2 separate regions of the Homo sapiens genome follow, and region 2 is linked to region 1. The links are chromatin loops, found by intact Hi-C in ENCODE. Cell type or tissue: dorsolateral prefrontal cortex. All regions are shown on one strand. Links, peaks and the distances in the headings refer to the core of each region. The heading gives the core; the rest is flanking DNA.

Region 1 (2,929 bases), core at 269-2,768:
AGTGGTTGGTTCAGCACGTGCACGGCCCAGTCAATTTCCTGAACAGTCTTCCTCTGCACAACAGAATGGTAGTGTTTCAGATATATCTCCAGTTCAAGCTGCAAAAAAGGAATTTGGACCCCCTTGTATGTAAATTATGTATCAAGGATTTAGTCATTTTAGGCATACATGTATTCTCTCTTGGTCATCCTTTTAAGTCCTCAAAGAGTAAACACTCTAAATACAAGCTTGATTGCAGATTTCATTTTACCACTGTGGAAAATTTAACTTCTTCTTATTAGTCTGTTAATTGGGTTTTTTAAAGTATATTTTGGAGCAAAAATTTTTTTGTGAAATTATAGCAATGTTTCAGTTTGAGTTTAAAATTCTGGGCAGATGATAATTTGTCAGATGTTACAGAAGAATGTGTTGGGCTCCTTGATTCTTTGAATTAAAAAGTCTGTGTTTCTAAACCAAGAGATGACATGTATCAATATGTTTGAGTCATTTTTCTGGACTCTCATCTGTACATTGTCCTATTTTAGTTTTGGTAAAGCAGCTCATTAAGTAAAGCTCACGTAGTTGTTATAGGCATGCTTTGTCACTGTGTACCTTTTATGTGTGTGTGGTGAAGTTATACATAAAAAAAGTTTAATATTAGTACTCTAAAAAAGAAAACTATACTTCTACAGCTCATCTTTTCTTTTCAGCACGTAGAAAATCTAATTGTGTGAAAGAAGTAGAAAAACTGCAAGAAAAACGAGAGAAAAGGAGATTGCAACAGCAAGAACTTAGAGAAAAAAGAGCCCAGGTTCGTAACATAAACATATATTTTGTTTATGTACCAACCAGAGATTAGATTATATCAGTGAAGGTGATTGATGTGAACAAAATAATTAAGGCATTTTTTTTGAAGAATTTTAAGAATTCCTTAAATTGATATTGAGGAATAATATAAACTCTTGTGCAAATAAGTTACCGTAACACATTTTTACTGCATTGTTCTTTTCATGTTTTATTGGTATGTGTTAACGCTAAAATTTGTTCCATTAAGAAAAAGCCATTGTGTTACAGAATTCTAATGTGTATGGTGTAACATTTAAGAATTTTTATTTTAAAAAGACCTAAAAATACATTGGGAAAAATACCCAGTTAAAGTGCATGATTAAACTATAAATTTTATTATTGTTTTTCTATGGTTAGTAAGTTCACATGTCTTAGTGAAAGGGGGGAAATTCCTTGGATTTTCATTTATGCCACATATGAAGAGTGGATCTCTATTGTGTCCCCCTCAGGGTCCCTTCAGATGGTAGCAAGACTGTTTAATAGCAGTGGGAAAATTGCATAGAAAACTGGTCTTTTACTCTTCTACAGGTCTTTACATATTAGACATTTTGTTATTATACATAACTGCACCATTGTGCTTGTATGGCATCTATTACATTTTCAGAACTACTTTTCTCTAATAAAACATCAAGATTATTTATTTAATAGTATGTTCAAATGCCCTTAATCATGTTAAACTACCAGTTCAGATGTTGTGTTGTGGAATTGTGGACCTAGTATTATATCCAACCTGAATGAATCAGCTTTTATCTGAAAGTGACCTGAGAATGACCAGTTGGGTTTTGAAATGAATAATAAAACATATTATCTACTAATACTTAGCATAGATGCCACCTGGTGTTTCCTGTGGGTACTTCATAATACTTACACATCTCTCTGTGATCTCTTAATTCTCACTTCACAGTCTGCTTCTCAGTTGACATAGGTGGTATTATTTCCTAGAAGAAGGTTAATTGAAAGTAAGTTTCAGTAACAGTTTGTAATTTAGTTGCATTCAAAACAAATCTGAATATGATGTATAAAAAAATGTGACTTCTTAGAATGATTAATAATTTATTGTTCAAGGCTAGGAAAGACTGTTGACTATTGCTATTTGTATCTTAATCTGAATTTCTGTTTTGAAGCCAAATAAATTGTAGTTGGCATTCAAAAATTTGAATTTTAAAGTTTTTTTAAAATGATCTTGGCTTCTGATTCCTTTAAGTTCTATGTTCTGTTGATTTGGGGCAGTTTTGTCATTACTTAGTATTTTTTAGAAGGTCAGCAAAAATAGAAAATGAAGACAAATGAATCTGTATTTATACTTTGCTGAAACACTGGATTAAATTAGAAGATGAATCTGATTAAATGAATTTTCCTAGAATTTCAGCTTTTCTAGAGTTATTTGCCAGTGGTAACATGAGCATTATTTCTCTGTTGCTGCATTTTATAGGATAATTAAGGTATATGTATAACAGATGGATTTTTGAAATAGGTGAAGGGTAACTTCAATGAAGAGTCCTTAATTTGGAGTTAACAGAATGCATACCGACTAAGAGAATTGTGTTTGTAAAACACAATTTTACAAACACAAAGTGGTTCAGAGCTTATTATGAAACCACAACTGTGAAACTATATAATATCGTCAGTTTAAGTTTAGGCTTGGTTATGACAAATGGCACAATTTAATTTTAATTTTCAAACCAAATATAAATGTAACAAATACATTATTATATTTATAATGGTGAATTCTCTCTGTCTTCTAATAGGACGTTGATGCTACAAACCCAAATTATGAAATTATGTGTATGATCAGAGACTTTAGAGGAAGTTTGGATTATAGACCATTAACAACAGCAGATCCTGTAAGATTCTTTGTAAACCATTATTCTGGAACTTTTTATGCTTCAAATAAAAACGTGTTTGACACTTGCTAAATTCATATTGTGTTCAGCTATGTAGTTTTTCCTTTCCTTGTGGGTGCTCATTCCCCATATTTTAAGAAGAAAATCAAGAAATTATCCACATTAATGCTTATTTTCCATAATTTGGTATATGAGATATGCTCCCTATAGAGATGTCCTTCTCGAAGCAAAACCTCCCTGTCTTTGGGAGGGCAAAGCAA
Region 2 (2,929 bases), core at 139-2,638, 120 kb before region 1:
CCAACATGTCCCAGGTTTATGTGCACTTTGAGCACCTTTTACTGTATGCTTAGTAACATTTCCTTGAATACCAGCATAGGAAAAAATTGGTTTTAAAAAAGGAAGCAGGCTGAACACGGTGGCTCACACCTGTAATCCCAGCACTTTGGGAAGCCAGGATAGGCAGATCCCTTAAGGTCACGAGTACCAGCCAGCCTGGCCAACATGGTGAAACCCTGTCTCTACTAAAAATACAAAAATTAGCCGGGCGTGGTGGTGCATGCCTGTAGTCCCAGCTATTTGGGAGGCTAAGGCACAAGAATCACTTGAACCCAGGAGGCGGAGGTTGCAGTGAGCCAAGATCACGCAACTGCACTCCAGTCTGAGCAACAGAGCGAGATTCCATCTCAAAAAAAAAAAAAAAAAAAAAAAAGAAGCAACTAATGGTGGAAGTAAAGCCACCCTGACATGATAACAAAAGAGTCATTTTGGGGAAATGACCTCATAACAGCAGTTTCCCCACTCATCCAGAGGTGAGTTGGTGTACTCTCCATGTAGTGACAATAAATATATTTATTAAATAAATAAATCCTGTGTCCATGATTTCCCCACAACTCCATGTTAGATCCTGTTATCATCCATTAGGTATTGAAGTGCTCTCAGCCAAGGAGCACTCGGGGGTTAGTTCTAGATTCCGAGGTAATACTACCAGAAACTAGAAAACGAGGAGAAACAGGTGTCTGAAAAGAGAATCAGAACAGAGAACAGAATCTGATGCAAGGAACTGAAGAAAAGCAAGCTGCAAAACTGACATCTCTTGCACTGCCTCCACTCACTATCTGACTATGTAGACAGAAACATCTAGGTTTTAGGTTGGTGCAAAAGTAATTGCGGTTTTTGCCATTAAAAGTATATTTAAGAATTAACATCCCTAATGAAAGGTACTTGAAGTTTAAGCCACTCTAAATACTAATAAGATACATAGTGTTTGCACATAGAAGGATAGAAAAGCAGGCAATGAGAAAAACTTCTTTGCTGCATATAACTGTCAGTAAATGTGGAAGCTTAGTGGTTCGGAATCTAATAGTTGAGACCAGTTTTCAAAACCACTCCCAATTTCAGGGCGCAGAATGTCTTAGTAACACCCACAAGTTTCATCTAACGAATATGACTAAAGCCAGAAAGCAGCCCTGAGGTTTTTCCGCAGAGAGTCAGCCCTGCCTGGGTCATACATGCCCCTATGCAAAGTGGGCCCAGCAGCTGTCCCCTCCTGGTGCTCGCCCTGCGGGGGAGCAGAGCCAGGGTGGAAACCTGCTATGGGCAGAATGAGGCTGCGCTGGGCTGGAATGAGCCACTCCCTTAGAGAATCTAAATGAGGATAAAGAATTTCTGAACCAGCTAGGAGCCAAAACCCATCCAAGAATAGAAGTGGAAGGGACTCAAGCTTTTTAAGTTTCTTCCACAGCAATCCAGATTCCAACATTGTTTCTAAGGAGGCTTTTGTTTCCCTGGAGAACTCTAGTTTCAAAGTGGACTTTCTTGCACAAAGAGAGCTTCAATAAAATTGGTTGTGTGAGTGAGTGTTAAGTGTGAATTCAAAGAAGAATATTAGGCTGGGTCTCAGGCATACGTTACTACTACACTATGTATCGTATTAGTAATCAGAGTGGCTTAAACTTCAAGTACCTTTCATTCGGGATGTTAATTCTTAAACATACTTTTAATGGCAAAAACTGCAATTACTTTTGCACCAACCTAATACCTAGATGTTTCTGTCTACATCTCAGAAGCCAGAGGTGCCTCTTGAGAACACTGAGGTACCCTGACAAGGACCACATCCAGACAGGAAGAGCACACAGCACAGTGGCTGTGAGCGTGGGTTTTCCATGAGATAGACCTCAGTTAGAATCTCAGCCTCAACACTTACTAGCCATGCAGTCAGGGGAAATCTTGCTGTATGATCCTGCTGAGCCTTGGTTTCCTTAACTGTAGAGAGACTAAGAATCTCTAACTTACTTGGGGATTCAATGCAATAATATGTATCACAGGCCAGGCACGGTGGCTCACGCCTGTAATCCCAGCACTTTGGGAGGCTGAGGTGAGTGGATTGCTTGAGCCCAGGAGTTTGACCACCCTAGCAACATGGTGAAACGCCATCTCTACCAAAAATACACACACACACACACACACACACACACACACACACACCAGGCAGGCATGGTGGCACTTGCCTGTAGTCCCAGCTACTCGGGGGCCTGAGGTGGGAGGATCACCTGAACTTTGAAATTTGAGGCTGCTGTGAGCCAAGACGGTACCACTACACTCCAGTCTGGGAGACAGGAGTGAGACCCTGTCTCAAATAATTATAATAATACATGTAATATTTAGCATTTTACCTGGCATATCATAAGTACTTGATATATTGTAGTCATTATAAAGGTCAAATTTCTCTCCAGGACTGGGTTAGAAAATATGAGGAAAATAGATAAGTTCATAGAACTAATTAGGAAAGAGAGAAAGTTAAACTCTCCTATGACTTGATAAAATGTCTGTAGAAAAAGACAATTTCAGCAGGGTTGCATCAGATAAATTGAACCCATCCCCTGCCACATTTGTCCCTCGGCCTTTATATCCTCAGCATGACATTGAACTGATAGGACCAGAAGGTACTGGGAGAAATGTAAAGATGGGATGTGACTGAATTTGGGGTGGGTGATTTGCTTCGCAGGAATTCTTTGGTTTTTGGAGAAGAGGGCCAAACTGTGATTTTGTCATGAAGCTGTCATGAAACTGGCATTTTATGATCATTTTTAAACTTCCATTATAGTTTTAAATAAGTTCCTGGCAGTCTTCAACTTTTACAAAGTCTTCCTGGAAACAGGGTCAGAAAACGAAAAGGGTGAAGCCAAATCCCTTTCCCCTGACATTTGCTGTGCTACAAAACAGACCG

The links. Hi-C counts contacts between places; a loop is a spot of excess contacts. Peaks named below come from ENCODE experiments on the same cell type or tissue, not always from the same donor. Only the 100,000 strongest peaks of a DNase experiment are listed, where the experiment ranks them.
Region 2: it touches region 1 in a loop (4-fold over the local background); 78 of 110 quality-filtered maps call a loop at or near these places.

What each region holds. Positions count from the first base shown.
Region 1 is chr5:62,352,586-62,355,514 of GRCh38, forward strand. It overlaps KIF2A (kinesin family member 2A), which reads left to right. Exons shown (of 21, transcript NM_001098511.3): 5 at 3-125; 6 at 690-790; 7 at 2,574-2,669. Among named protein-coding and RNA genes, the nearest start is that of KIF2A, 48 kb to the left of the region's middle. In dorsolateral prefrontal cortex, for the core only: a CTCF peak has its summit at 1,660; no DNase peak of the experiment used is centred there; H3K27ac peaks cover 1,318 bases.
Region 2 is chr5:62,235,547-62,238,475 of GRCh38, forward strand. No RefSeq gene overlaps it. Among named protein-coding and RNA genes, the nearest start is that of KIF2A, 69 kb to the right of the region's middle. RefSeq lists enhancers at 770-1,271, 825-1,024, 1,272-1,771. In dorsolateral prefrontal cortex, for the core only: no CTCF peak of the experiment used is centred there; a DNase peak (open chromatin) is centred at 1,273.